4 separate regions of the Mus musculus genome follow, and regions 2, 3 and 4 are each linked to region 1. A link is a loop called in an ENCODE intact Hi-C map of the cell type or tissue named here. Cell type or tissue: left cerebral cortex. All regions are shown on one strand.

Evidence for each region. A loop is a pair of places that touch in the nucleus more often than their neighbours do. Peaks named below come from ENCODE experiments on the same cell type or tissue, not always from the same donor. Only the 100,000 strongest peaks of a DNase experiment are listed, where the experiment ranks them.
Region 2: it touches region 1 in a loop (7-fold over the local background); 3 of 42 quality-filtered maps call a loop at or near these places.
Region 3: it touches region 1 in a loop (2.9-fold over the local background); 4 of 42 quality-filtered maps call a loop at or near these places.
Region 4: it touches region 1 in a loop (3.0-fold over the local background); 6 of 42 quality-filtered maps call a loop at or near these places.

The regions. Positions count from the first base shown.
Region 1 is chr11:85,137,553-85,142,552 of GRCm38, reverse strand. Usp32 (ubiquitin specific peptidase 32) reads left to right here and starts at 2,598. Exons shown (of 34, transcript NM_001029934.1): 1 at 2,598-2,842. The coding sequence starts at 2,785. It also overlaps a transcript of 1700125H20Rik not described here. In left cerebral cortex, a CTCF peak has its summit at 2,416; DNase peaks (open chromatin) are centred at 2,292 and 3,499; H3K4me3 peaks cover 2,884 bases; H3K27ac peaks cover 2,179 bases.
Region 2 is chr11:85,232,777-85,237,776 of GRCm38, reverse strand. Appbp2 (amyloid beta precursor protein (cytoplasmic tail) binding protein 2) reads left to right here and starts at 2,657. Exons shown (of 13, transcript NM_025825.3): 1 at 2,657-3,105. The coding sequence starts at 2,968. Appbp2os (amyloid beta precursor protein (cytoplasmic tail) binding protein 2, opposite strand) reads right to left here and starts at 2,611. Exons shown (of 4, transcript NR_028329.1): 1 at 2,445-2,611; 2 at 530-637; 3 at 263-366. In left cerebral cortex, a CTCF peak has its summit at 2,557; DNase peaks (open chromatin) are centred at 2,637, 2,940 and 3,929; H3K4me3 peaks cover 2,948 bases; H3K27ac peaks cover 2,039 bases.
Region 3 is chr11:85,309,983-85,314,982 of GRCm38, reverse strand. It overlaps Ppm1d (protein phosphatase 1D magnesium-dependent, delta isoform), which reads right to left and starts at 3,729. Exons shown (of 6, transcript NM_016910.3): 1 at 3,060-3,729. The coding sequence starts at 3,510. In left cerebral cortex, a CTCF peak has its summit at 2,606; DNase peaks (open chromatin) are centred at 1,939, 2,759, 3,772 and 4,199; H3K4me3 peaks cover 3,419 bases; H3K27ac peaks cover 1,948 bases.
Region 4 is chr11:84,871,582-84,876,581 of GRCm38, reverse strand. Pigw (phosphatidylinositol glycan anchor biosynthesis, class W) reads left to right here. Exons shown (of 2, transcript NM_001077636.1): 2 at 1-269. Ggnbp2os (gametogenetin binding protein 2, opposite strand) reads right to left here. Exons shown (of 2, transcript NR_131201.1): 2 at 4,951-5,000. Among named protein-coding and RNA genes, the nearest start is that of Ggnbp2, 3.3 kb to the right of the region's middle. In left cerebral cortex, a CTCF peak has its summit at 2,909 (motif pointing right); no DNase peak of the experiment used is centred here; H3K4me3 peaks cover 252 bases; H3K27ac peaks cover 259 bases.

The DNA.
Region 1 (5,000 bases):
GAAACATTTTTATGATCTTCGGGACAAGCTAGGCCTGTATTCCAAGAATAAAATCTTTTTAAAATATACATTGTGTTTTAAGACAGGACATTGTTATGTATATGCAACTGGCCTTGAACTTTGTGATTCTCTTGCCTCTATGGCCCAGGTACTGGAATTATAGGTGCAAGCAGACACTCCCAGGAAAGGACAAAGTCTTGAAAGTTTTACGCATTACTTTAAACTTGATTAAGTTTTAATCTAGTCTTCCCAGATGTTTTTGTGGCAATTAACTCTTAATTCAAATTCTAACAAAAGTCCCAGCTTTCGAGTGGGGTAGTGCCACAAGGGGAGAAAATAATTTGCTCTGAACTAATTCAACTGTGCAGTTTTACAGCCAGACCCGTGCTTAGTAAAGTGAGAGCATCTTAATGTACTATTTGATAAGGCGGCAACGCATACTGTATCTTGCATCTGAACTCGTAAGGATTTTTGCTCCTCACAGCTGAAAGCTTTAGTTTCCCTTCAAAATAATCTATTTCAGAATTCATACTGTATAGGATGACTGTTTTGTCTGAGGCTACACTGAACGGATCACATGGAAATGAAAGGGTTTGGATTATATCCTCAACTTCCTGATCCATGGGCTTTTAGTACTACAACTAATCTCAGGTCTTACTGAGTGCCTCAGAGAACTGGAAAAGGCAGTGTTGTGACTAAGGCTACCACGCTGGAGATCTGGTCCACCAGGAAAGTAGAGAAACACTTTTCGCTGGCAGGGCATGTGACTATCAGTCGGCTTCAGGAACTGAAATCATTTTTTGCCGGGCCTAAATGATCTAATTGGCACCTCCAGTCTCCTCAGATCAAACAGCTATTGTTTTCAATGTTTCCTTATTGAGAAGCTTCATGGCATGACTTTCTTTTTTTTTTTTTTTTTTCTGTTTTCTTTTGCCAGTATTTATTTTTATTTTTATTTTTTTTTCCATTTTTTATTAGGTATTTAACTCATTTACATTTCCAATGCTATACCAAAAGTCCCCCATATCCACCCACCCAATGGCATGACTTTCATGGTGAAGACAGATACACATCAGAGTGAAAATGAAATGGGAACCAGGTGTGGGGCATAGGCTTCCAACATCTGGAGGCAGAGACAGGAGGACTGCCACAAGTCCCAGTCCAGGCAACTGCTAGAACTTGTCTCACTGGTTCCCCCACCCAGAAAAAGGAAATGGAAAAACATTCCATTGTGTTTATACACCACATTTTGTTTACTAACTTATGACATTTATTTTTAACGTTTTGACTATTGTATATACTATAAATGCTGAGTGCATAAATAGCTGTTCACACATCCCTTTAAAGACATACTTCGGGACTATATACTGAGAAGTGGAATTGCTGAACCACATGCCTGATATGCTACAACACAATGAGCCATGTTAAGTGAAATAAGCCAGTCACAGGAGAAATGTAGTTGCCTTGATGAACCAACATTACTGTTGAAAGTTTCAGTTCTCTACTAGATCAAGTAGTCCTGAAGATAAACTAAGACTGAATAACGATGTAAATGTTAATGCTACTAAATTCACACACACACACTATATACATATGTATTATACATAAAATATATGTATTTTAAAGCAAGCTACTCAGTTTTGAACTGTCTCATTTTTAGAGGGCAAGTGTTTGGTTGAAGCATGAAGGTGGCAGGGCTGGGTGTGGTGTTTCTTGTAGAACCAGTACATGGGAAACTGAGGCACGCGAATCTACAAGTTCGAGGACAGCCTGGGTTACAAAGCAGAACCCTGCGTCAGAAACAAACACCCAAAACAAAACATCTAATGCGGCTTAAAAAAATTGGGGGAGGGAGGCAACAGGTTCAGAGGGAAAAATGGACCAACATAGTGGCTTGGGCCTCTGAAAGAAAAGCTAAGGCAGCCGCGTTTGGAGAATGGGAAGGCGTAGAAAGTAAAATACTGCGACAAGGTCCACTGCCCTGTCCTGAGGCTCCATCTCTAGAAGGAAAAAGAGGTATCTTCTCAGAGAAGCCGTGAGTCTCATCTTCCACTTCTGCCAACATCCCCCGAACGTTAGGGGTCCCCCGCCTGCCCGCTCCTTTTGTCGCCCGCACCGCTTTCCTCAGACCCCCCCTGCTCCCTAACATTCCCCTAGTCTTCCAAGGTGGGTCGCGGCCACCGCAGCACCAACCGTCATCGCTCCGGCCCCGCCCGTCGAACGCCAGAACGTGGGGGGCGGGAAGACCCGTCCTCGGGCGCCCCGGAAGTCACTGCCCTCTTGGCCAGCTGAGCGCCGCGGCGGGATTCGAGGCCTAGGATTGGCAGGAAGATAGGGATGACGTGCTACGTGTGGCGAGGCCGCCCCGCCCCCCCTGCGCGCTCTTAGCGTGGGGTGGGGCGGAGCGTGGCCCCCCGGCGGCCATTACCCGGAACCGTCCCGGGCCTTGGGTCAGGTGACCCGCGGCGGTGCTGGCGGGAGGGCGGGGTGGGGGCGGAAGGGAGGAGAGGAGGAGTGAGGCGAGACGCGAAGGGAGGAGAGAGAGGAGAAGGGCGGAGTAGGAGGGAGGGGAAGGGGGCGGGGTGGGAGCGGGTCACGTGACTCGGCATGGAGGCGGCGGCGGCGGCCGGGAGGAGTCGCTGGGGCAGAAGCCGCACTTGTTAGTGTTGGGGGAGGAGGGGGCCGGGGACGCCGACACCGTCAGCCGGCGACGCCGCGAAGGAGGCGGGAGGGGGGTGGGGGCGAAAGCAGGCTCCGACCCCCGGCCGAGGGGATGAGGGGAGCATGGGCGCCAAGGAGTCACGGATCGGATTCCTCAGCTACGAGGAGGCGCTGAGGAGAGGTGAGGGGGAGGGGTCGAGTGAGCTGCGGGGAGGCCAGCGCGGAGCGCCCAGGGGTGGGTGGCCGGAGGGAGAGGAGGCTGGGGCGTGGGGTGCCTGGCGAAGGACCCGGGAGGCCAGCCGTGGGAATATCGAGGGCAGGGAGGTGGAAGGGGAAGCGGGGTGTGGGAATTGGGGCACTAGGGGAGGGGGCGAAGCTTTGGCAGTGACGGGGGTACCGGGCGCTGGCTGGCCATTGCCGGTGCACTCGGTTGGCGTTGTTATCTTGTTTAGGTGCAGGGAAGCCCTGACCATCGGTTCTTGGGTGGCTCAACCCTTCCAGGCCCCCTCATCCTTCAGTGCCATTTTCTCATATCACTCTTTCATTTAAAAAAAAAAAAAAAAGCCTCCGACAACATCCTAATCTGGTTTCTAACAGCATTGGCTGGAGGAGAAGACAGGGCGTTCTGTTTTGCTCCTGGAAGTCCTTTTCTATTAGGGAGCCTCTGGTTTTCCCAGGGTCTTTGCCTCTCTGTTGAGGGCGATGACTATCCTTCCATTTACTCCTGCCATCCTTCACCCTTTGAGCGGTTGACTTTGATTAAGAACGACCTGAAAGTGAAGTTGTGTTTAAGGTGAGAACAGATTAGACAGCTGATGTTCATAAGACCTTGTCTTAGGTTTCCTCTCCTCGGACATTGATCAGACGGTTTTAGTACACTTGATTCCCAGTTCTTACCCCCTCGCTCCCTTAAAATGGCATTCGGAAACCCAGCATTGTGATACTGTATTACAGCTCCCTTCAGAGACTGGCCTTGCTGTCAACGGCTGCTGCTCTTGGCTCTGATTCACACTGTGTTGTTAATAGCCCCCAACCCCCTACCACTTACTCTGATACGATTGTCAGTGTAAAGCTCGTGCTAACTGGAAGTGTCTTGCACAGTTTATGGCCGGAATGTGACTTAATTTTTCATGACTGAGATTTGAGAGTGTGTCTGTGTGGTGCTTGTAGTTCTCTTTGATGTTTAATGGATTTTCTTGGTAAGAAGTGAAAAACATTAAGCAGATTAGTGGCCAGACATTATTGTTAACAGATTTCTAAGACCAAAATAAATAAATAAATAAATAAATAAGTAAATTCAGTCATGCGCCAGGTGTTTTTAGTAGCTTGGGATAGAAACTTAAAATATGATGAAAAAGACATTTTAAAGTGAGGATTTAGAAATGAGATCTAGTTCATATACAAAGAGAAATAAGTTCATTGGACCCACAACCTAATAAACAGAAAATAAGATACAGAATTGTAGCTGCATCAATTTTGGGGCTGAGCAGAATAGCGAAAATACACCTTTTAGTGGTTCTTCCTTACCATATCTGCATGATGATTATTCTTTTTTTTTTTTGTTTTGTTTTGTTTTGTTTTTTCGAGACAGGGTTTCTCTGTGTAGCCCTGGCTGTCCTGGAACTCACTTTGTAGACCAGGCTGGCCTCGAACTCAGAAATCCACCTGCCTCTGCCCCCCCAAGTGCTGGGATTAAAGGCGTGCACCTCCACCGCCCGGCTGCATGATGATTATTCTTAAGTACAATCTTACTTGAACTTTTTCTCTCTGTTTCAGTATGAGAAATATTCCAAATTCTTGATTTATTTCCAACCCTAGTAGACCAGTCACTTCCTGAATTCTGTTGAGCTTGACAGGTCTGGGGGCAATTAGTCTATGGCTTACATGGCATGAAATAGGGCACAGTCAAATGATTTACAGCTGTTCAGAAGTGTTCCTTAAGTTTAAGGGTGTGAATACCAGTGATATACCTGGCGTTAAGAAATTCTAAAATTAAACTTTTATTCCAGCTCTTGTTGATTTACTTTATATCAAATTAAGATTGTGTATTTTGTTTTTTTGAGACAGGGTTTCTCTATGTAGGCCTGACTGTCTGAACATCATTTTGTAGATCATGCTGGCCTTAAACTCAGAGATTCACCTGCCTCTTCCTCCCAAGTGCAGGATAAAAAGCATTCAGCACCATGCCTTGCAAGACTGTACATTTTAAAATATAAATGGAATCAATACATTTAAAAATGATCTGGTGAAAGGTTTTTGTTTAACGTGTTATGAAATGTGCCCGTGAAATTTTAAAATGCATATTTGAAGAAGTATCAAGGTATGAATTAAAGTCTTAG
Region 2 (5,000 bases), 95 kb before region 1:
TATGATCTGCCTCATGCTCTAGCCAGGGTGCCATTTTGTCAGCTGCAGGTAGTCTTGGCAAGTGTGTGCTATTTGGAATTCTGGGGACTTTTCCGAGCGTATATAAATGCTAGGGCCCCCGAGAGGGAGAGGTGGGGTTGGTGGTGGTGGGTTGTTGTTTGCTAGGTAGTTGTGGGAAGTGAAGAAACAAGAAGAAGAAATCAGATATCCTGGTGGCAAAGATCAACCTTGTCCCAAGGAACTTGATGCCCCTACTACTCACCCCGCCTGTGACCCAGGCTGTGTCCTCTTGACCAAGGCTCCCAAGGGCATCTTGCATGTTTTAATAACATCTTCTGTTTCAAAGCCATAAAGGAATCAAGAGGTCTGTTCCCAAATTAAAGACAGAGTTCAAATGCAGGGCTTGTGCATGCCTATGCTTCTCTGCCAAGCTGCTCCCAGCCCTCTTTTTAAATCTCTAATTTTGACTATCAGCATCTACGATTTTACAGCGATGGATATGTTTGTCTGACACCCTTCATCTACTCACAGAATCTGCATCCCGGTTCTGATTCTGATGAAATATCCTAAGAGATCTGCATTCTTTCACGAATCCCTTGAATATAGATGCTGGATAAAATATAGGTATTCACTTAAACTGGAAGTGGAGATAGATAATAATGTTTTAATAGGTCATAGTGAATAGTTATATAGTTTTATACGAAAGGGATCCAAAAATATATTTGAGCCCGAAAACTAATGTAGGATTTGCTAAAGGAACTATGTTTTTTCTTTTTCTTTCTTTTGTTGTTGTTTTGTTTTTTTGGGGGGGACAGAATTTTTCTGTGTAACCCTGGCTGTGCTGGAACTTCCTTTGGAGACCAGGCTGGCCTTGATATCTGCCTGCCTCTGCCTCTCTGTACTGGGACTAAAGGTGAGTGGCACCACAGCCCAGCAGGAACTATGTTCTTTATGATCTTAAAGGGGTAGGTAAAACTACGTCATGGCTCATACATCTTAAAAACTTTCAACAGAGCATGGCTGCAGGGGCCTGTAATCCTAGCTCTCAGTAGACTGAGACAAGATTCCCTGTTCCATGTCAGTTTGGACTCCAAAGCAAAGCTCCAGTTCTACTTCTAAAAAACAAACAAATAACACCCCCCCCCCCATCGTTCCCCAAAACAAAAACAACCAAACAACAGAAATTTGAGTTCACTGCTACCCACCAGCCTCCACCCCCACCCCCTGTCTTGGGAGATAGAGAATCAGTGCAAGTTTAAATCCAAAGCTAACAAGTTATTGTTCCAGGCCAGCCATGCCCATAAGTAGGACCCTGACTCAAAATCAATCATCAATCAATCAATCAAAGGGTGTTTTAGAGGTTTCTATGTTTTTTTTTTAAACTTGATAAATCTGTCAACCCTATTTTGAGGCTGACTACAGCTTTCCCAGGTTTGTCAATTATAGCCTAAGAAATCACAGGACTGAAGAAGTTTAAATGTGTGTATGGTTAATCAGTTTCACTGGATTTAAAGTGCATTTCTCCATTTGTTTGACATGCATTCTCAGACTACTAGAAGAATTTGGTAGGCAAGCCAAAACATTTAATAGATTCTTTTTTTTTTCAATGCAAAAATGGGGAAACGGGGCTTGAATGATTGCTCAGTAAAAAAATGCTGGCAACTACCTTTGATCCCAGCACTAGCGAGGCAGAGGCAGCAAGATCTCTGTGACTTGAGGCTAGCCTGGTCTACAGATAAAGTTCTAGGAGAGCCAGGGCATGTTAAACAAATTTTTCTTCTTTTAAAAAAAAAGAAAAAAGAAAATTGTCCCAGCACTCGGGAGGCAGAGGTAGGCAGATTTCTGAGTTCGAGGCCAGCCTGGTCTACAAAGTGAGTTCCAAGACAGCCAGGGCTATACAGAGAAACCCTGTCTCGAAAAACCAAAATTTAAAATAAAATAAAATTGGATAGGGGCTGGTGAGATGGCTCAGTTGATTAAGAGCACCGACTGCTCTTCCGGAGGTCATGAGTTCAAATCCCAGCAACTACATGGTGGCTCACAACCATCCCCAATGAAAAAGAATCTATGAGCTAGGGCTGAGCGAGTAGAGCAGGAGACAACAGGGCCAGAGCAAGAGGGACAGGCCTGGAACTCACACTGTAGACCAGGCTGGCCTGGAGCTCACAGAAATCCACCTGCCTCTGTCTCTGCAGTGCTGGGATAAAAGTGATGGGCCACCACATCCCTCAATATAGATTTTCTTTGTTTGAGACAGGGTCTCACTCCATAGACCTTGACCTCAGGAGATACCCCTGCCTCTGCCTCCCAAGCGATCCATTCCAAGTGCACCACCATGCCCCGTCCGTGCTGTGCACTTTTGTGAAAAAAAGATCAGTCCTAAAGTTCGTTGATCTAAAAGATCAATTCTTAAAGTTGAAGAGGGCTGTCGTCGAAAAACTCACTGAAACGAGACTGTGTTGGAGAGCCACAGCACGCTGGATAAAACACCACTCCAACTACCGCCCAGCTTCCCCGGTGTCTCGTCCTTTAGGAACAAGCACCCAGCGCCCCTCAGACGCTCCGCGCTCTTTCTCCGCAAGTTTTCCGCCTGCCGCATTCCTTCCCGGGCGCGTCGGCGCGTCGCGCGTTGACGTCATGACGCACACACGCAGCCCCGCCCATGCAGAGCTGAGAGCCTGGACGGAACTGGGCTCGCTCTCCTGTTGGGAATGTGAGGCTCTCGGTACGGTCGTGGTCTGCGTTCGTCCGGATCTTCCGTGGCCGCCGCTACCGCCGCTACCGCCAGCACCATCTGCCCTCAGGCCGCGCGCGCACGCAGAGGCCCGGCAGCCGGGTCCGAGAGGCGCGCGCACGCCCGCTCGCCCGCGTGGTCGCCGCCCCTCGGAAGCCTCCGGAGCCTCACACGGGTTCGCTACGGAGGGAGGCGGAGGCCTGCGGGAGGAGGCGGAGGAGGAGCGAGGGAAGATGGCGGCCGTGGAGCTCGAGTGGATCCCGGAGACGCTCTACAACACCGCCATCTCCGCTGTCGTGGACAACTACATCCGCTCGCGCCGCGACATCCGCTCCTTGCCGGAGAATATCCAGTTCGACGTTTACTACAAGGTACAGGCGATCTGTTCTATCGGACCCCGCCGCTGCTCCTGGGCCGCACCCCCTTCCACGTCCACGGCCCGGCCTGTAGCTCTCGAGGTAGCGTCGGCTGCGGTGGCCGCTTTCCGATACGCCGCCACCCCCGCGTCTGCCTCCCGGTCTGTGCGGCCCGGGGGGGTTCTTGTGTGAGAGCTATCCGCCATCCCCTTAGGGGCCCCAGGGTAGGCCTGCGGGAATGCCTGACCCAGCCGAGTCCCACCCGGTCCTCTAGTCGCTGGGGTATTTTCTGTCTTCTCTAGTGTTTGTATCAGCTGGACTTTTTTGTTCCGCTCCACCCCTAATTCTCCCTACTTTGTCATCTCGTCGATCCTCTTTACCCGAGTAACTGCTTTCTTTCTTTTTCTTTTTTTTTTCCCCTCCCTTCTCTAATCCGAGTTTCGTCCCTTTCCTTTCTTTCAATCCGAAATGATTTAGTTAGGGCTTAATGAAAATGGTCTGTGGGCTTCATTTGCATATCCTTGAAAGCTTTTTTGTGTGGTTTCTAGGTTTGTTTTGGTTTTTCGGTTTACACTTTGGGTTAAATTGGGAATTTTACTAATAGATTAGTAATAGACTGGATCTTTAGAAAGGACGCAGTGAAATTCCCTGAAAGCAAGAAGTAGAAATCTGAATTATACCAATGTGTATGAAAAGTGCGATTTTGCAGCATTCTTGCGTCGCTCCCTCTCAAAAATCTGCACAGAAAGTCCCAAGTTGCTCTCCAAGGAGTTTCAAGGGTAAGTGTTCATAGACGTGGACAATTTTTGCAGTGTTCTGAGAGGGAGGAGAACTTTATGGACTCGGAGCCTCCCTTTTCCTCTCCCCCACGTTTGAGTGTGAACACTGGCCTTATTCAGGGATCCTTGCTTTGAGTCAGCGAGAATTTCAGTTTCCAGTAGCCACTTTTGCAAAATATGACCAGTAGAGCTTTTATTTTTAGATCTTTAGTATTACTTGATTAGTTAGTTGTCTCCCAGCAGTGTAATTTGATATTTAGCAGATTTGTATATTCTTATCTTTGTTCGGTGTTTTAGGGCGTTTGTTTTATTAGAGAGATTGTCTGCTTTTTCCAGCTTGAGAACATTCTTTCAGAATTAGCAACTGACATACTGCAGTCTATAAACCCTGCTGCTGCTTTGCACCAACCCTTACTTAACAGGTAAACTCATTTCTCTCCTAAATACCTGGAGAAGATTCATCTTGACAGCATGTGTTAAAATTTTTCGATTTAGAAGGAAACCTCCCTCCATTCCAAATGGTTTTGATACATTGATTACTTGTGTGTGACTAATGTTAGTTTTATGCATTTAGGCTACATCGGTACCAAGGACAAATTAATTTGTTTTGCTCAACCTGGAAAACTGCTGCAGTATGTGCTATTTCTGTTGATTTTATTAAGTCATATGTATAGTGTACACCTTCTAGAGCAAGTCACTGGGAATCTAACCAGTAAAAATACCCTTACTCTCTGAATTCTGTCAAAATGCTTTTAGTATCTTTTAGTACCCTCCACTGAAATTAAAGCCTTTCCTTTGAAGATTATTGTTAGTGAGTATGCTTTGGCCTGTGTCCTGTCTCTGTGTAGGTCAGAGTTTTCATATTGCTTTTTTGGGAACATTTTATTTTTTAGTCAGATACTTGATGTGGACCTTGGTGCAGGGCTTGGAGCTGGGTTAAATACGGTCATCTGTTACATTTGTTTACGTCTTATAACTAAATTCACCTGTATAGTAGAGTATAACCCTGCAAAAACTTGTTTCCTTTTTTTTTAAAATAAGAATTACTTGTTTTATTTATGAGTACACACTGTATCTATCTTCAGACACACCGGAAGAGGGCATCAGATCCAATTACAGATGGTTGTGAGC
Region 3 (5,000 bases), 170 kb before region 1:
AAAACCAAAAAAAAAAAAAAAAAAAGTTAAGAACTGCTATTAATCCAGTGAGTATAACAGAGAAAGGAGAATGCTCGATTTCAAAAGAAACTGTAGTGTCACATAAGAAAATACTGTCTGGCAGTCTATATGATCAATATAGTTTTAGTTGGGGGGGGGGGCAATAAGCCTAAAAATGAAAAATGTTTTATTTATTTATATGTTTGTTTGAGTTTTCTTTGCATGTACATTTGTGCATCATGTGTGTGCCTGGTGCCCAGGAAGATCAGAAGAGGGTGCTGAATCCACTGGGAATGAAGTTACAGATGCCTGGGAGCTGCTATGTGGGTGCTGGGAACAGAGCCCAGGTCTTCTGAAGCAGCAGCAAGCGCTTTTAACCACTGACCCATCTGTGCAGTTGCCCTAATCCCTGAAATATATGTGTGGTGTTTTCTAGATGTATATATATGTTTTGTTTTGCTTTGCTTTGCTTTGTTTTACACAGGTCTCATTATGAAACCCTGACTGACCAGAAACTCGCTCTGTACACCAGGCTGGCCTTGAACTCAGAGATTCGCCAGTTTCTGCCTCCCATTGGTTAGTATTAAAGACATGAGCCACCATGCCAATCAAAAGTGAAATATGTTAATGTGCCTTGGAAAAGGTGTCTTGTCAAAGATGACAGAAAAAAAAATGCTAATTAACACAAGTGCAGAGGGAGGGTGAACAGGGACTGAAAGGACCTTGGCCTGAGGATGGATGACAGGCTGCAAACGCTAACTCTGTTTAATTGGTAGAAAATCAAGAGCTGAACAAAAATTAAGAGCTGCAATTTTTTTAATTTGTATTTCCTATATCATGGTTCTCAAAATACTTTAATTCTTTTAAATCTAAGTTTTGAATATGGCGTTCATTTAAGGTTTCACTCAGTAAAAAAAAAAAAGCATGACTCAAAAAGTATTTGTATGTAGGGCTGGAGAGGTGGCACACAGGGTTAGAGCATGGTCTCTTCTAAAGTACCCAAGTGCCAAGAGCTCAGTCCCCAGACACCACAGCCCACATCCCACAACCACCTGTATTGTAACCTTAGCCTTCAGGAGAGCTCACGTCTCTGATTTTTTTTTGGGGGGGGGGGCATCTGCACTCACATGCATACATCCACACATAATTTAAAAATACAAATGTCTTTTGAAGCTTTTGAAGTATGTGCATGTATAAAAACACATTTAAATTAACAGCATGACCCCTGCTTTATTAAAGGGACGCTCGGGCATCACAGAGGTAGGGCTTGTGCTTATGTGAGAGACCCTGTGTTCAATTCAACACCAGCACAAGTCAGGTTAAAATAAACCAAATATAAAGTTCAAACTGCTGCTTCCCTTTGTGATAGTCTACCTTGCTGTCCTGGCCCTGAACTTGCACCGGTCCTCCTGGCCTGCCACCCAAGTGCTAGGATTACCAGCATTAGCTACCACACTTCAATATGAAGGGTCAATCTTTTTTTTCCCCCCCTTTAAAGAAAGGGTCTCTTTACTAGGCATGGCTGTCCTTGAAACTCTCTCTGTAGAGTAGACCAGGCTGGCCTCAAACTCAGAGATATCTGCCTACCTTGGCCTCTCAAGGACTAGTATTAAAGGCATGTACCACCACACCTAGCTAAAGTTCAACTATTAAAGGCTTTTGATTTTTAAAGCATATGGGAAATTCATATGCCCCAAGTGTACTGCAAAATAAATGAACTCTGTAATAGGTCTTTGTGTCTAATCTTAATCTTCTTTGTCTCCCTATCCACTTTTAATTCCTCTTCAGCCAATAATATAATGCATTTCTAGAATAAACTACAATGCTTTCAAGCTCTACTCAGCCCACACGAAAACAAAATAAATCCATGATAGGGGCCCAAGGGATTTGCTGGGACCTGCCTCCAAAACCCTCAGTGGCTGGTCTTCAAGTCAATCAAATACTTGGCAAAAGGCCCAACAGATGGAAAACAGATTTGAAACCAGCTAGCCTATACTGTATGACAATGCCTTTCTAAAAATACTGTGTATTTTACAAATCTGTAACAGCACTGAGTCTCTGTCTCTTTAATGAAAATAGAGTGACTTTCTTACACCACTATAAACGAAGGGTTTTTAGTGGCAGGAACATAAATTCTTTTCTGTAACAAAAATATGCACCATATACCCAGGGCAAAATAAGCAGCCATATAACCCTCGGGCATTTCTGTTATCTACAGAAGTACTGTCTGTCTCAGAGAGATTCAAAATTTAGATGGGACTACAATCACACTTAACTTTTAGGAATTAAAATACCTGTTACCAAAAACTACTTTGATGAGTAGTGACATGAGTGCTTTTCAGTATGAACTTTTGGAAAACTGAATGCAATTCTAAGTATCCCACACACACACACCAAGAAGTTAACACATGCCCCTAACATGGAGCCAATTTAATATTTAACACGTTGCACACCTTTCTCATAAACAATTCAAGGGATTACCCCAAAACACTATCACAAAAGTAAGTTGCCTATGTTACACTTCAGCCCTTCTAAATTGACTTACATCGAGCCAGAGCCATTCAGGTCAATCTGAAGAAGTGACACCACCGGTAGGAGGCAACCAAGAGGAACAAGCCCAACAAGAACAAAATTATGACAGATGCTAAGGGAACGCTCCAATTCTTGCCACCTCCTGCTTCTTTCACCTAGCCCGTGTAGAAACGTTTCTTAAATTTATCCCTCGGTTACAATCTGGCGCCGGCATTCAAACACTTCTGAGCGTGCTGCTACCAAAGTGAATTAGCGAAGGGAGAGGGGAGACTGTTGCCCCCTGATCGTAGGAGGGAGGAGATAATGCAAGGAGCGGTTGCTGGGAGACAAGCCATCCTAGCGTTTCCGAGGCCACTCGGTGTGCCTAGAACTCCAACCATGACAGTCTTCACTCGCATCCCTTGTTGGACAGCGTCGCTTGATGGATAGCGCTCTTGGTACCGGGGAGGCCCACGCGGTGCTGATGCTATAAAAAGCCCAGGGGGATAAGGGGAGAAAAGAAAAAAAGAGGCGGGCGGGGAACTTACCCAGTTTCTTCCACATGGCGAGGTGACAGGCGAGGAAACCTTTGCGGATGGCAGCGCACACCTTGGCGGGCTCGGACGAGGTGAAGCCTTTCTGCTTCTTGATGAAACCCCACAAGTGCTCCCGGGCAAACTGTGCCGCCTCCCGACCGCCGTGCCCGTCGCACACTGCAAAGAAGGCCACCGAAGAGCGGCGGCGACAGCAGCGGCCAGCGGGTAGCGAGGCCGCGGCGTCCGGGGCAGGGTCGCGGGCCGCCGCCGGGCCTTTTTCCGATGGCCCGACGCCGGCGAGAGTGGGGGTCGCCGGCAACCCGAGCGCCCGCCGCGGTACCGGCGCCGGCTTGTCCTCCGCAGCCGGCTCGGGCTCCACCACGATCTGAGTTACGTCCTCCATGTACTTCCTCCCGCCCTGGTCCGAGAAGACGCTCACTCCCAGCGAGTACAGCCCCGCCATGGCCGGCTGCCCGGGATCCCGCCGTTCCCACGCAGCCCGCCGAATTCCGAGGCGGGAGACACACTCGCCGCTCGCCGGCCAACTATTGTTTATCTTCGACGAAGCCGAGAGTGAAGAGGAGGCGGTCCCCGCGGCGGTGGGGGGGGGCGCGTGATGTCGGGACTTGTCCGCGAGAGCTGGGCCGGTCGAGTCGCGGGCGAGAGGAGCCGAGCAGCTGCGCCTGCGCACTGAACTCGCTCCCCGCCCGCCCGCGCCCACCATACAAATCAGACGTTCTTTCCCCCCCTTTCTCCTGATGACGTCACTCGGCTCGCTGAGACAGACCAATCAGGAGTCAAGAAGAGCAAGCTCGCCCCCGCCCTCCTTCCACCCCCGCATCTCTCTGCAACCGCTGATCTCGCTCGGCCCGCCGACCGGGGGAGCGCGCTCCTTGCCCGGTTTGTTTTCTCCAGCCTAGGGCTTCTGTACCCTGGGGGTTTTCCGCTGTTACTAAGCGGCTGAAGCCTCAACCTGTCATCTTTTTTTCCCCTTAAATCCCTAACGTGAGACTTCTGGCTTTTCCCCTTTGGTCCTTTTGCAGAGCCAGTTTTGCCTCCCGCGATTGTGGAAAATTTGCAGAGGTCAAAGGTAGACTTGACCTTCCACTTATTTCAAGCGAAATGGCGCGAAAATGCCCTGCAAAGTCGTTGGTCCGTGCGCTAGACCAGCGTAGCACGCGTGAACTGGCTTGGGTGGGACTTGTCCGGCTGGGAGTTAAGGGAAGCAGTCGGGTTTACTTAAGAAGACTTGGAATTTTCCACCGCCAGTTGCACAGCCCTGTTTTCCGCGATAACGTTAGGTCGGAGACCTGTCGGCGAGTTTAATTCCTAACACTTTACAGCCCTTTTTTTTTTTTAAGTATTTTGCATATTTCTTCCTCTTTTCAGCGTCGTTAATACTTTTTCGGACTCGTCTTGAATACAGCTATTACTGCAGAATCTAAGTTACCGTTTGGAAAAGGAGCATACAACAGGATCTCCATGCCCTAAAGACACGGTTATTTCCCTCCGTTCACAGAAGTTGACAGTCCCAACAACAAAATGAATGCTTTTAGACTGATTTCCACGAAATTGAAATAAGTTCTCGAGTGATCAACTTAATATTTTCTTAGCACCATATTCTTTTGAGGGAGTCAACGTGTTCCTTTATTATTTTCTGTACAGCCTTTGAGATTTCACAAAAAGCGTAATGGAAACTTATTTACAGCAGCATGGGAAATGCAAACAACAAGGAAAGGCTTTATGCTGGCCTGCCTTTCAACAACAGTTTCTATACCTCCCAAGACAATTCCTTTTAAAATTGTCATTAAATATTTATTTCATTTTCATTATGTGTGTATCTCTGTGGATGTTGTGTGGAGTCCCAACCCTCCGCCTACAACTGGAGTTACAGGTGGTTGTGAGCCAGATAGGCGCTCCAAACCAAAAAGCAGTGCAGGCTCTTAACCACTG
Region 4 (5,000 bases), 270 kb after region 1:
AAAGAACTTGTTCATAGATTTTGCTTTGCCTGGAGTTCACAGTTGTACTCTTACCTCAGGCTCAATGCTGGGATTTCAGGCGTGAGCCACCACACCCACTTGTTGATAGTTTTGACACTGGAAGGTGAATGGCGGTAATTTTTACTTTCTATATATCATTATGGCACTGTATTTGTGGTTTTTATATGAATATGTAATTGTGATTATAATGTTTGTGTTATATGTGTTTACATTAAGATCTGAATTATTTAAAATTTTTATGTGAATGCATATTTTGTCTGCATGTATTTCTGTGCATCATATGTGTGCAATGCCTACAGAAGTCAGAAGAGGGGGGTTGAATACCCTGAGACTAGAATTACAAATGATTGTGAGCTGCCATGTTGGTTAAGAATTGAACCTGGATCCTCTGGAGTATTGGCAAGTAAGTGCACATTTTTTTTTTTTTTTTTTTTTTTTTGGTTTTTTTCGAGACAGGGTTTCTCTGTGTAGCCCTGGCTGTCCTGGAACTCACTCTGTAGACCAGGCTGGCCTCAAACTCAGGAATCCACCTGCCTCTGTCTCCTGAGTGCTGGGATTAAAGGCGTGCACCACCATGCCCGGTTTAATTGCGCATTTTTTTTCAGTTCCTTTTTTTCTTTTAGTTGGGAATCTCACTATATATTCCTGGCTTACCTGGAACTTCAGGTTGGCCTCAGACTCAGAGACCTGCCATCCTTTGTTTCCTGAATGCTGGGATCAAAAGCATATACTACCATGCTCAGCAAATTGTGGCTTTTTCTTTTTTCTTTTCTTTTCTTTTTTTTTTTTTTTTTTTTTTTTTTTTTGGTTTTTCGAGACAGGGTTTCTCTGTACAGCCCTGGCTGTCCTGGAGCTCACTTTGTAGACCAGGCTGGCCTCGAACTCAGAAATCCACCTGCCTCTGCCTCCCGAGTGCTGGGATTAAAGGTGTGCGCCCGGCAAATTGTGGCCTTTTCAATTATCTTTAAAAACATTTTTTTGTATTAGATTTATTCATTTTTTATTTATGTGTGTATGTATACACACACACACACACATATATATATATATATATATATATATATATATATGTATACACGTATGTGTGTATATGTATAGGCATCAGAGGCATGCTTGGCGTCTGAAAAGGTTAGTTGAGCATTTGTTCTGATGGAGTTGTGGATGGTTGTAAACAACCCTGTACATACTGGTCCTAAGTCCTCTCCAAGAGCAACAAGTACTCTTAACTGATTGAGTCGTCTCTCCTGTTCCTTCAATACCTCTTTCATACTGAACTTCTGTCTTTTAATAAAGTATAGGAATAAGAAGCAAGTGTTTAAAAAAAAAAGAAGCAAGTGTTTAAAATCAGATACATTTCAAGCCAGCAAACAGTTAAATGCAATCAATGATTGAGTTGGGTGATGTAGTTTATATATATAATAATTAAAACAAGATTTTTCAGGTACCTGACACATTTTACTTTTTTTCTCAAAGACAAACTTTTGATATGTGATCTTTTTTTTTTTTTTGATACGTGATCTTATTGTGTGGTCCATACTGACTTTAAACTCTCCCTGCAGCCAAAACCAGTCTGGAATTTATGATGTCCATCTCAGTTTCTCAAGTGCTGGGATTTTAAGTGTGTCCCTTCAGCCCAGCTGTACAAGTTTTAAGATGGATTCTCTGTGCTAGGAATAAAGCACACCTAGGTTTGCAACCTGTCTAGTTCCTGCTAGAGCTCAAGGCTAGCCTGGGCTACATAGAGCCTGTCTCAAAAAGATAAAACAAATTTTTAGTACATTGGAGCTTGCAGTCTAGTGAGGGGAAACATTAAACTAATATAACAATTAAGTCATAGTATTGTTACAGATGAGAAACTGAGAACCAATCCAGGAAGAAACAAAAGTTTTCTCCATCGATGGGCATTTTTAAGGCATTTTGAGGCTGATGGATGATACGTATATCTCGGGAATGAAGTTAGAAGGTAGATGGCAGAGAAGAGTCAATATGTAATGAATCTTGTCAGCAAAAGTAAGTTGGGAGGAAATCTAGGTAACTCAAAGAAGTGTGGGCTATAAAGCTGGAGAAATAGGAAGGGACTAGGTTAGGTGGCCTCAACCATGGGAAGGAGAATCAAGAAAATCAGTGAGAAAGATGAAAGTACTAAGTCTGATAGAACTGGTTACATTAAGGCTTAATAGTGTATTGAGAACTGGAATAATTTAAAAACTTTAAGCAGATCTTTGAACCAGCTGTTAAGTCTAAAGATTTAAAAATCACAAGATCTTTAGTTTCACATCTTTGTAGCCTAGGCTGGTCTGGAACGATGTAGTCTAGGTCGGCCTTAAACTCATAGAGATCCATTCGCTCCCAAGTGCTGGAACTAATGGTGGATGCCACCATGCTTGGACAATGTACATCTTTTAAAGCAGGCTAATACTGGCCAACTGTCCTGACACAAACCTGTAATCCTAGGATTTAGAAGATGGAGGGAGGATTTGGAATTAAAGGCCAGTCTCATCTCCATAGTGAGTTTGAGGCCAGGCTGGATGTGTGGGGCTGGGGTGGGGTGTGGATAAGAATCAATGAACATTTGCTTTCCTGACACCAAGGACATATGAGAAATAGCTGCTAATCAGGGTGTCTAATGTGGTGTTTATTAGCAATCTAAATTATTTGTGTAGTTTAGAGTAGGTGGCGCCTCCTGATACAGGCTTGCTATTTTAAACTAGTTGTCTTCATATTATAGATTATGTTTTGTGGTCCTGTGAATCAGAACTTCAAGTGTGCTGGGTAAGCATTGTACTGAGCCATACCCCTAACTCTCAAAGTGTATTTTTTATTTAAAGATTTATTTATTTTATGTATGTAAGTACACTGTAGCTGTCTTCAGATACACCAGAAGAGGGCATCATATGCCATTACAGATAGCTGTGTGCTACCATGTGGTTGCTGGGAATAGAACTCAGGACCTCTGGACGAGCAGTCAGTATTCTTTGACTGCTGAGCCATCTCTTCAGCTCTCAAAAAAAATATATATTTAATGTAAATATGCTAATTATTAAATGTGTTTTGTTTACTTCAATTTCTAAACTTGATGGCTGATTTAGTGTTATATGACTTTGTATTTGCTGACTACAATTACAACAGATTTTATTTCCAATTAAAAAGTAAGACTTGAAATTTAATCAATAAGATTATAGTGTGTAAATTTAGCATGACTAGGAAAGGTGATTGACTTTTCTGCTGTGTCACACACTGTACTAGTACCTCATAGCTTATCTGTTGGAGCAGCCAGAAGGCAGAGTAGCTTAACTAATACATTCATTTAGAAAAAGTAGTTATCTTATGACTTAATGCAGGCCTCATTTGCTGTGCTGCATTTTGTTAATAACTGCCTTTTTTTTTTTTTTTTTTTTTTTTGAGATGGGCTGTCACTATATAGGACAGGCTGGCTTGGAACTCACTGAGATCTACCTGCCTCTGCCTCTGGTGTTGGGTGTGCACCATATCTGCCACTTTTCTTATTTAATATTATGGTATTTACGTACTTATTTTTGTGATACTGGATACTGAACCTTGGGCTTAGAGCCTGCTAGACCAAGTGTTCTACCACTATATCCTCAGCCCTCCATACTTTTCTAGTCTAAGTTTATATCTTTGATAATTACAGGCGTTAACTGAAAAGGACAAAATGTACACTGTGCTTCCCCTCTTCCAATTCCTAATGTCCTAAAGAAAAGCTAATGAATTCATAAAATCAGAATTAGTAGGCAGAACTCCTGATTAGATTGCTTTTCAGAAGAGAAAGATCACAATTGATTTACTGAGCTCTGTGTCGGGTATAGGTGCCAGGAATATAAACAGATGCCTTTAAGGAGCTTACATTCTCATTTATGTTTATTAAAAATATGCAATATGTCTACTTAATTCCTATTTTGAGAAAGGGTCTGTGCAGTCTAATCTGGTCTTGAATTTATGGTAAGCACTCTGCCTTGGCCTCTCCAAGTGCTGGGGTTACAGGTGTATGCTACTATACTGGGCTTGTATTTTTTTTTTTTAAAGATCTATTTTATTTATATGAGTACACTGTAGCTGTCTTCAGACACACCAGAAGAGAACATCAGAATTACAGATGGTTGTGAGCCACCATGTGGTTGCTGGGAATTGAACTCAGGACCTCTGGAAGAGCAGTCAGTGCTCTTAACTACTGAGCCAACTTTACAGCCCATGTTTCTATTTTTAATTGATAGAATATACTCATACTGTCAGATCAAGAAAAGGAAAATCCAGCTTACAGATTTTCAGATGTACTAATTTAAATAACATTATGCCAGTGATTTACTACCTTATCTAATACAGCCATTATAGTGAAAACAGAGGTATTTTAGCTTGTCAACTGCCTTTTTTTTTTTTTTTTTTTTCATAGCTTGGTTCTTTCCTAGTACCTGGTGTATATTTAATAGTGAAAATTAAAGCTAGTAGCTATATACATATTGGCTCAATATTTGTTACCAAGCATAACCTAAAATTCAATTAATCAAAGTAGGTACATAGATTGTAGTAGTTGTAGACATAAAACACAAGATTCTCTAAAAATGTCCATAGTTTTACTATGTATTTTAACCTGTCAGAAGGTGCGTGAAAAACTGGACTTCAACTAAGGATCGCACTGTTCTGCTTTTAGTATGGCCCAAAGACATATTTACTGGATAATCACACCTTTGGGAACACACAATGGTTCTTCCAGTTTATTATGTCACCTACTCTAACAATGACCACACAATGTCATAAGTCAACAAGGCTAAGGATGCACTGTGGGATTTTTTTTTTTTTTTTTTTTTGGTTGTGACTTGAAAGACTTCATGTGATCAAAATACTTTTAAAGGTCAGTAACAACAGCTTTACCCTATTTTACCAGAAAATATTCGATCTGTCCTTAAGATCTGGTAGTTGTACAAGCAGCGAATGGATTTATTATTAAAACCATCAAGACAAAA